2 separate regions of the Homo sapiens genome follow, and region 2 is linked to region 1. The links are chromatin contacts, found by Hi-C or POLR2A ChIA-PET in ENCODE. All regions are on one chromosome and are shown on one strand. The core of a region is the stretch at or near the end of the contact, and the rest is flanking DNA. Distances in the headings are between cores, read along the strand shown.

Region 1 (5,150 bases), core at 1,210-3,709:
TCCCCCCCCTACTGGTCGGAGCTGGCGTTGGGGCTTTTTACGCAGATCGAGTCGCCCAGGGCTGCGGAGGTAAACAGGCTTTCTGCACCGCTGCTAAATGAATCACGAGGGGGAAGAACCGAGACTGCTGGGCGAGGGAGGCCTCGGGATCTGGGCCGGGAGCCAGGGCGGGGACGGCGCTGCACGGGGGGCAATGAGGTGGAGACGGGACCAGGGTTAACCCTGGTCCAAGGCCCCAAGGCCAGGGAAGGGAGAGTAAGGCCGGTGGGCGGTCCAGCCGGAGGCCCCTACTCGCTATCTGCGAGGCAGGGTGAACGCGCAGCCTGGGCCTCCATCCCCAGCGCGCCTGGGCACCACCTGGGGCCGGTCACGCTGCCTGAGCCCATCTGCGAGGAAGGAGGTCACGAGGCACCCCCTCCCACAGAGTTTTAACAACTCCAGGCCTTCAAGACGCAGTAGCAGGCCTGGGTCTTCTGATGTTCATTTAAAGCAAAATGATCGCCTTTCTTCACTGTCCCCACCCCAGACGCCAACAACACCTTGCACCTAGCAGACCAAGCCTGAGTCAAGACGTCCTTCGGTCCTGGGGCTGGGGGAATGGCTACCAACGGGCATCTCTTCTGCAGACTAACAGAAGGGGATATAGCCAGGAAGCTACTATAAATTTATATTCTTCTTCCGGTTTTGTTTTGGTTTTGGTTTTTTTTTTTTTGAGACGGAGTTTCGCTCTTTTGCCCAGGCTGGAGTGAAGTGGCACGATCTCGGCTCACTGCAACCTCTGCCTACCGGGTTCAAGCAATTCTGCCTCAGCCTCCCCAGTAGCTGGGATTACAGGCGCCCGCCACCTTGCCCGGCTAATTTTTTGTATTTTTACTAGAGACGGGGTTTCGCCATGTTGGCCAGGCTGGTCTCGAACTCCTGACCTCACGTGATCCACCCATCTCGCCTCCCAAAGTGCTAGGATTACAAGCGTGAGCCACCGCGCCCAGCCTTCTTAAAATGTGATTTGACCCAATTTAAAGCCTCCCTTTCTTCCCCATTAACCTCCAGTTTTTGACAGATTTTCTTAGAACATTCCAAAGATTCTCTCATTACTTCAGAAACTTATCTCGAAATGATGTAAAAGGAGGTTCAAAATATTAGGTTGCTTTTGGGTTCCCTTTATCTCGAACATTGTTGCGTAGATTTGAGAAAGGGCTGATTTCTACTTTGTTTTCTAATCAGCAAGTCACTGGTTTTTCTACCTAAGAGAGACTGAACATTAACCACAGTGAAGCAGAAGGGTTGAGCCGCATTTACAAAGTGCCTTCACATTTTGGTCCTCAGAAACCCATCCGAGGGGGACAGAGTAGGTGTTACTGTTCTGATTTTACACATGAAGAGACTGGCCACTCGCCCCCACAAATTTCTGGAAGCTAGTCTTCCTCACTGAACTGGAGCCAGAAGCCATGTGAAGCCAGCCTGCTCCTGCCTACACCCTCCTTCCTCCAGGTCAATGTCATTTAGAATATATTGCATCCTTTTCTTGGATCTGTCTGCTAGGACCCGGGCCACCCTCCTGCTGGAGGCAACCCCGACAGCCCATATTTTAAGCAGCTCTTTTCACAGCCTGCAAACCTCACGGATTGTCTCTTACAACTGTCTGTTTACTCACTTCCCTCCACCCAGTCAATTCCGACTCCAGGCCCGGGAGGACAATTTTAAAGTGTTTCTGCAGACAGACCCTCTGGCCGCGCCGGAAGTGTTTTATGGACCTGTGAGCCGAGTTAATCCCAGGAGGCGCGGCTGGATTAGTCCCGGGTATGGGTGGGGGATTCATGTGTTTAGGTTTAATCCCCATGGGGGGGGGGCGTAAGGAGAATGGGGGTCGGGTGGCTTCAGCAATGTGTGCCCCCTCCCCATTAAACTCCGAGATTTGCGCTAGAGCGGATGGAAACCGAGGCACGCAGCCCTCGACCCCGGCCAGGCGTGGAGTAGGGGAGCAGGGGGTGCCCCGCGTGGGCGCACCCTAAGAAACCAGTGCGGACATGGCGAGCGAGACCAGAGCGCAGTTGTGTGTGGTTTTTCCCCAGGTTTTTATTCTTCCAGCCCTGTGGAAAGGAGGAGAGCCGCAACCCGGAGAGGGAGCCGGAAAGAAACACTTAATCACCGGCGTCTCGCTGCTCGTCACGCGAAGATGGCAGCGGCTCCCCTGGGTTTCAAGGTTCCGGGAAAGGCGTGTGTTCTGCCTTAAGGCGCGCGGGCTGATGCGCTCTCTCCCTCGGCTCGGCGGCCGGCTCCGGCTCACAGAGCCTCTCTCAACGCCGGCAAGTGCAGCCGGGCCGCCCAGCCCCCAGGCCAGCCTGGCCCCCTCTGGGCCTGGGGTTGGCGAGGGCAGCTGGGCGTCTGCGCTGCCCAGCCCAGCCGCGGATCCATGGGGTTTCGCGAGCTGAAAGTAAAGGCTTGAGGGAGTGGGGACACCCACACCGACCCGCGGCACGCAGGGGAGTCAAGCTGCGGCCAATGCAAGACGAGCAGGGTAGACTACTACTAGCGGTGGCCGGAGGCTCAGCCACCTTCGCGGGAGAGGGGATTTACCGCCACCCTCATCCACGCGCAGGCCCCACCGCCCGGTCCTCTCCTCTGATCCCCGGGCCATTGCGAAACACGGAGCGAACAGGTCCTCGCCAGCAGCCGTCATTTCCCGGGAAGATGGGAACCCACAAGCCTGACTGTGCTTCCTAAGGATACTAGCGTGCGCGCAGACCTTGGGGGGAAAGAGGGCAGCGCGGTCTCCCCGACCCGGACTCTTCCCTGGCGCAGCACACAACCGCCACGGGCTTCCGAAGCGCCCGAGCGGGGAGGAGGAAGGAAAAGCGGAGGCCCGGGAGGCGGGCTGCGCGCTTGGAAGCCGTGTGTGTTTATGTGTCTGCGCGCGCGCCCTGGCCGGACGGGTGTTGAGGGGAGAGTGATCGTGAGCAACCCGGAACCAGCAGTCCCAACCTGGACTGACGAACTGGGCTCTCCAGTCCTGGGCCGTGGGGCTCCATGCCTCGGGCTGGCGGGACAAGCGGCGGGGAGCCCGGAGCTTCGGAGCCGCCGCCGGGCATCTAGCCAGCTCCGCGGGAGAAGCCCGGGGGCGCGTCGGGAGCCAGGGGACTGGTGTGAACTAGCCGCCCCCGCAGGCGGACGTTTAGCTCCGGCACCCGGGAGCACTGACACTGGGCGATAAGGAGTTCCTCGGCAATCGGCTGTCCCCAGTCCCCAGTCACCTCCGGCGGACGTGACCGCCGGATGCTATGCAGCTAGGTGGGCCAGGGGGGCCTTTGCATTGCCTTCCCTGACCCCTTCCTTGCCGCGGAGGAGCCACAGTAAGATGCCTCTGTACGACTCTCCAGAACTTTCTTTTGCAAAATAAAGGCCAAATGTTGGGCCTTCTAGTCTCTTCATATTTTCCTTTGGAAGGTTGGGGTCCAGGCAGTCCTCTCGAAACAACCCCCAAACAGATCACTTTCATTACAAAACGCTAGAGAGGCAACACAGCCCTATTTCTCTCTCTGGTCAATCCAGGCCCTATCTCTCCCTCTGGTCAATCCAGGCCCTATTATCCCAAGCTGTGCGGCTTTGGGCAAACCGCTTAACAGTTCGAAACCTCGGAGTCCTCATCTGTAAAATAAGACCAATACTATTATCTACCTCGTAGGGTTGTTCTGAGGATAACATGCCTCCATACATAAGGTGCTTAGAACGCTGCCTCCAGTACAATGCTACGTGTGTTTGTTACTATGATCTGGCACTCCCTTTGGATGGGTAGGGAGTACAAAGTTCCGGGTTAAAGTTCCTGGAAGTTTACATGGAGCCAGTGGTCTTGGCAGGGTGGAAAGGGCACTATTGTATGGCCACTGAAAAGTGAAGGCCAAATGCCCTCAAACTGTCTAGGTCTCCACTAGACCGTCCCATAAAGGCTTGTGTGTGTGTGGTGGTGGATAGGAGGGAGAGTCCTTTTTAATGGTGCTCATTTAGACTGGATTAATAGCAAGTTCCGTCAGGGCTCAGGCACCATTACCCACTCTCTCCCTGCAGCCCTGGGGAAGAGCGCTGGTTTCCAGGACCTCCAGCCTACTCTTCCAGGACACCTTTTTTGATGGCTGAAGGCCACCTCTTTAAATCAGTTCTCGGAGGAGTTGGCCAAAAGCCATGTCCTCTGGGATGTACTTTGGTCTAACACTGGTGCAGGGCTGGCGTATGGCAGGCCTTGTCCCTGGGCCGCTGGCGGGCCACATTTTACTGGTGCACAGATGCAAATACCACTTCTGTAGACAGAATCGGTCAGACTTCTAATTTCAAAAGGCTTCCCATTACCTTTGAAATGGCGACTCTGGCAAAAAGGGGAGGAGTTGCGGCAAATAAGAGCCTAGGGAGGCCTCGGCCTCCCCTGCTTGGCCTCTCCAGGGTCACCCATAATTCATTAGGTGAGGCTGCCTTTTCCTTTTCAAACACAACGCAAATGGCCTTTGCCTTAAGTGGCTACCGGCGTTTGCCTAATCACTGAAATGTGCTGGCAGTGCGCTCTAGCTCTCAGTAGATCCTTATCGGAACTGTGCGTGCCAAGCTGCCAGCCCCGAGAAAGACAAAGAACACGGGCGCCTCCAGGTTTGCTTCTGAGGCCTCAGGGTCACCTCTGGGGCTTCCCCTTCACAGCCTCCGGCCCCTACAAGACGCTCCCAGCCAGCCTCCGGAACAAACCCGCAGCCCTAAATCAGAATTCCAGTTCTCGAGCGCCACCCGGAGAGTTCACATTTCCCCTCCTCCGAGGCCGCGTGGTGCGCAAGAAAGAGCCCGAGGGCGGCGGCAGCACACGTCTGGGCAGCCCCCTCCCCGTACCCAGCAGCGTGTACGCAGGAAAAGAAAAAGCCAAGAGAAAAACGTGGACTGTAAAAGCCAAAACGCAGAACCATCTACTACTAACTACCGACAACCCCAGGCGGGAGTTTGCAAGGAGTAAGCAACCCTCTAATAGAAACTACAACTAAAATAATTCCTCTCTTCGCGTTCTATTAAGGTCCTGGAAGGTGGAACGCAAAGGGGACCCTGTCTTCTTAGGACACAGACTGGCTGCGCCGATAGTGCTCAGCCCCGCACCTCCTGAGCATACATTTAATGTTAGGCAA
Region 2 (4,858 bases), core at 428-2,927, 230 kb after region 1:
GAGTAGCTGGCACTACAGGCATATGCCACTACGCCCGGCTAATTTTTGTATTTTTAGTAGAGATGGGGTTTTGCCATGTTGGCCAGGCTGGTCTTGAACTCCTGACCTCAGGTGATCCACCCACCTCGACCTCTCAAAGTGCTGGGATTACAGGCGTGAGCCACGGCACCCTGCGGACAAAGGGTATTTTAAAAGAGAAATGTTCTCTTTTACCTGGAAGCCCCAAACTTGTGAGTTTCGTTTATAGATCATTGACCAGAACTGAGACACATGTGTCCTCTGCCCAGCTGCATGGGAGTCTAGGAAGAGGAGCATTTTAACTTTCCAGTTTCTATGGTAGAAGACAAAGGAAAAGAGGACTGTGAATGGTTTAGGGGTGGCCATTCCAGTGTGTGCCATAATGTTCTTCTGCAAAATAAAGGAATTAGACTCAATAGTTTCTCAATTCCTTTCCGGATGACATTGTGTGGGAGTGGACTGGTGAGAAGCTGCATGAGCTAATGGAAAAAACACCTGAGGCCGGGCGTGGTGGCTCATGCCTGTAATCCTAGCACTTTGGGAGGCCAAGGCGGGCGGATCACCTGAGGTCAGGAGTTTGAAACCGGCCTGGCCAACATGGCAAAACCCCATCTCTACTAAAAATACAAAATTAGCCGGGCGTGGCGGCAGGCGCCTGTAGTCCCAGCTACTCAGGAGGCTGAGGCAGGAGAATCGCCTGCACCCGTGAGGCAGAGGTTGCAGTGAGCCGAGGTCACACCAATGCACTCCAGCCTGGGCGAGAAGAGTGAAACTCCGTCTCAAAAAACAAACAAACAAACAAAAAACACTTGAAGTCGGTTTTGTTACTGTAAAGCCTGGAGTTTGAATCCTGGCTCTGCCATAACAAGCCCTGTGACCTTAGATAAGTCACTTAACATCCCTGAGCTCCATTTGCTTTATGTATAAAATGAGGATAATAATATTCACCTCTCAACGATGCTGTGAAGATTGGGGTCATATGTCAAGTTCCTAGCACAGAGATGGGCGCACATACTACTCACTCCTCAAAATGACAGCTGAGTCACAATGCTGGCTGATACGTCTCAGCTTTCTATGGGCGACCAGGATGCTGCTCAAGCTTTACCCAGGGCCAAGAGCTCCCTCCTCTCTCCCTCTCCCCCTACTTCCCCTGCTTGCAACCACCAATGGTGACCAGTAATGATCCAGATCATATCCAGACCTCTAAGGTAGCAAACTAATTGGTCCTGGTGGAGATAACTTGGACCACCCAGGCAGGCAGCTCAGCATGGATAGAGGCCACCTCAGTGGATGTTAAACATTAACAAAATCGTAGAGTGGAAATGCTGGCAACGCTTTAATCAGAGCAGGGCTGGCGGGTGTTGAGACCATGCAGATGAAGTGCGGCTCAGAGCTTGAGGGGCTATAGCTTAGGTGGCACCGGAGGTGGTACCCTGAGCCTGCCCTGAGCCAAGAAACGCCTCCATGCAAGGCCAGGGTGTCCTCTCTGGGGAGGAAGCCCCACGTGCTTGAAGGTTTCTTAAAATAGAGCCAAAAGGGTTTCTGCTGCCAGCGCTAAGGAGCTGAGGGCTTTTCCCTCTCCCGCTGAAGGTTGTAATTCTCCTGCCATGATTCGGGTTCCCCTTGCCAGGACTGCTTAGCATTACTGGCTGATCTGAAGGAGGCTTGGGGCCTTTGATGACACTGCCTGATGACTCAGAACTGAACGCAGCTTGGAAGCGCTAACTGAGCAGATTGTTCAGGGCAAGCTGGGGCTGTCTTCTGCCTTCTGAAGATCTATGGTTTGGGCCCTGTTATTGGCTAAATCATGTCCCCCACCACAATTCAGATGTTCAAGTCCTATGCCCTGGGATCTCAGAATGTGACTGTATTTGGAGACAGGACCCTTAAAGATGTGATTAAATTAAAATGAGGTCTTTATACTGGACCCTGATCCACTATGTCTGGTGTCCTTATAAGAATAGGAGGCCAGGCACGGTGGCTCACGCCTGTAATCCCACCACTTTCGGAGGCTGAGGCTGCAGGATTGCTTGAGGCCAGGAGTTCAAGACCAGTCTGGGCAACATAGCAAGATCTTGTCTCTACAAAAAATTTAAAAATTAGCCGGGCATGATCGTGTGCTTCTAGAGTCCCAGCTACTCGGAAGGCTGAGGCAGGGAGTTGGAGACTGCAGTCTTAAAAAACAAAACAAAAACTAAAGCGAAAACAAAAACAAAAGAAAGAGGAGATGAGGACACAGACGTACACAAAGGAAAGACCATGTGAAGACACAATGATAAGAAGGCCACATGCAGGCCAAGGTCAGAGGCCTCAGAAGGAACCAACCCTGTGACACCTCAATCTAGGATTTCCAGCCATAAGAACTGTGAGAAGATAAATTTCTGTTGTTTAAGCTTCCCAGTGTGTGGTACCTCGTTGCAGCAGCCCTCATAGTCTAATACAGGCTTTTACAACTCCGTTCTGTGCTTTGACCCTGAAAAAAGAAGAAGATGAAGGAGAGGATACTAGTTTGAAGTGATTGGCACTGATCTGTCTTCTCACACCTATAAACTGCTATATGCCTGGTATCTATTATGATCAGGATATATTTATAATAGACCACAGGAGCCGATTGTGGCTAATAGTGGTGAAACTGTCCTCACAAGGTTGACAAAAATTGCATGCCGGGTTCTGGACAGAAATATAGTTATCATTAAGCATCAGTTAGACTGCACTCTGGCCCACTTCCTTGTTGCTAAAAGTCCTGCAGCACTAGATACTGACCATTTGTCCTGTAGATAGGATTTCTGACTGTTTAAGAGTTGATTTGCATTCCCATCATTCCTACAGACAGGATCTCTGACATTAGAATCATAAGGTTTTTGTTTAAGGATGACTTACGATGGTTTTCAGACCTTGAATTCCCGCAACCAGTTTGAAGACCCCCACAGAGGAACAAGATCAGCACGAGAACAGAGTTTCTTCACCTTCTGGTCCCATGACTTCACTCTGCACTCTTCCACCAATCAACCGTCTCCACACTTTGGCCCACTCCAAAACCCTTAAGAATTCTAACCCCCAATTCCACAGGGAGATGGATTTGAGCTTCCCTTCCATCTCCTCATTCAGCAACCCTACAATTAAGCCTCTTTCGCTGTTGCAACCCGGTGTTTCAGAGCACTGACTTGCTGTGTGCATCGGGCAATGAACTTATTATGGTTACAACAGCATCTGAAGACTAAACATTTTGGGGGACTCTCTTTTTAAAAATGAATACAAAATTACAAATACAAAACCTGCTATGAAGGTGAACGTTTAAATGAGAAAAGAAATGACAATTATGAAATTTAAAAGCTCACAAAGACTTCAAACTTCACAAAATCCAGAAAAATATCTAGTGTTTTTACTAATTAATTGTCTGAAACACTTTTGTGATTCCTTTTTCTACTCTGGTGGGCTGTGCCGCTTTGATCGCCTTTTCATGTGATAACAATTTTAAAACATTGTTTTCTATAGAGACAATAGAAAGATCAGTCTTTCCTCCAGTGTGCTTGATCTCCTTTTTATAAAATTATTGATAGTGTTGTAAAGTTTCTTTCAGATTCACTAGTTGTCATTGGTAATTAGCTTCCATTGTGATGTATTAAGAGAGTGACATTTTGAAGTAACTGTGGGTCTCCTTCTACTTTACATTTTTGACTACTACTGAGATACTTCTACCTTCCTATCCTATTTGAATTTTGGTATGATGAGTAATTCTTATGTGTGTGTGTGTGTGTGTGTGTGTGTGTGTGAAATTAGCATGAAATTAAGGTGCATATATTGTGCTGCAGTGCTGCATAATTGAATAATAAAATAAAAATTACTCTTATGCTACATGCATTGATGTGTTGATAAGCCTGTGTAGTTTTGACACTAGAGCACTTGTTTCTTCAGGCTGTTTTGCAGCAACATTAGCAATTTTGCATTCCCTTTTTCCTTCTGGATTCACTGGACTCTGTCAGGACAAGATGCGTCAGATATGCTAAAATGCGATCTGAAACACTGGATGGATAAAACTTGCCACTTTTCAAACAGATGCCACTTGTGTTTGTAGGACTGTTACAGTTTCGTGCCCTATGAAACACATGAATTTTGATAAATCCTTTTTTGTGCAAGTCCCATCAGAAAAGAAATAAAAATATATGGTGTGTTATTAATTGCATACACTGCATTATTGAGTCTATTCCTGACAGAAGCAAATTTCCATTTTGACTAGGAAGATTTTCCACAGATTAGCTCCTGGCTCCGTACATTTCAGGCTTTGTTTCTTCTGCTACCTACATATTTTTAGGGGCTGGGTGCCATAAGACACCATGGAAGACTGTATTTTCCAAAATGGTCACGATCAGACCTTCCATCTCACATGCTCTTCTTATAGTGGGATATTGGTATCCCTCTCATTGAGGAGTGGGGCCTGTCTTCCTTCCCCTTATCTGAGTGGGTCTGTGATTACCTCAGAAGTGACACTATGTGACTTCCAAGGTGGTCATAAAAGGCAAGACAGCTTCCACTTGGCCCTCTTGGGACAATCACCCTTAGAACCCAGCCGCCATGCCCAGGCCCCACGGAAAGGCCACAGCCAGCTAGCTGAGGTCTCAGCTCACAGCCAGCATCAACCACCAGATACATGAACTCGGAGCCTTCAGATGATTCCAGCCCCCAGCCTTTGAGCCACCCCAGATGATGCCATGTGAAACCATGAGAAGCTGTCCCTGCAAAGCCCTGCCTATTACAGATTTGTGAACAAAACAAATGACTGTTGTCATTTGAAGCCACTGAGTTCTAGAATGACTTGCTATGTCGCAAGAGATACGCAGGA

Evidence for each region. A loop is a pair of places that touch in the nucleus more often than their neighbours do. ChIA-PET counts read pairs that join two places held with the same protein, here RNA polymerase II (POLR2A). Pooled maps may share reads with other maps.
Region 2: a loop to region 1 is called in a pooled map, with 4 times the contacts of the local background. The contact joins two enhancer-like sites. A Hi-C loop is called at or near these places in 4 of 37 single-sample maps with no recorded cell type and 3 of 50 pooled maps. POLR2A ChIA-PET finds 5 or more read pairs at or near these places in 2 of 52 experiments (Caco-2 and K562).

What each region holds. Positions count from the first base shown.
Region 1 is chrX:40,169,657-40,174,806 of GRCh38, forward strand. It overlaps a transcript of BCOR not described here. Among named protein-coding and RNA genes, the nearest start is that of BCOR, 74 kb to the left of the region's middle. RefSeq lists enhancers at 1-155, 156-846, 429-628 and silencers at 2,354-2,413, 2,434-2,513. Within about 2 kb of position 2,460, at least 31 of the 41 ENCODE cell types and tissues checked have a DNase peak (open chromatin) inside an H3K27ac peak, as active enhancers do.
Region 2 is chrX:40,401,659-40,406,516 of GRCh38, forward strand. No RefSeq gene overlaps it. Among named protein-coding and RNA genes, the nearest start is that of LINC03099, 140 kb to the left of the region's middle. RefSeq lists an enhancer at 4,736-4,785. Within about 2 kb of position 1,678, at least 2 of the 41 ENCODE cell types and tissues checked have a DNase peak (open chromatin) inside an H3K27ac peak, as active enhancers do.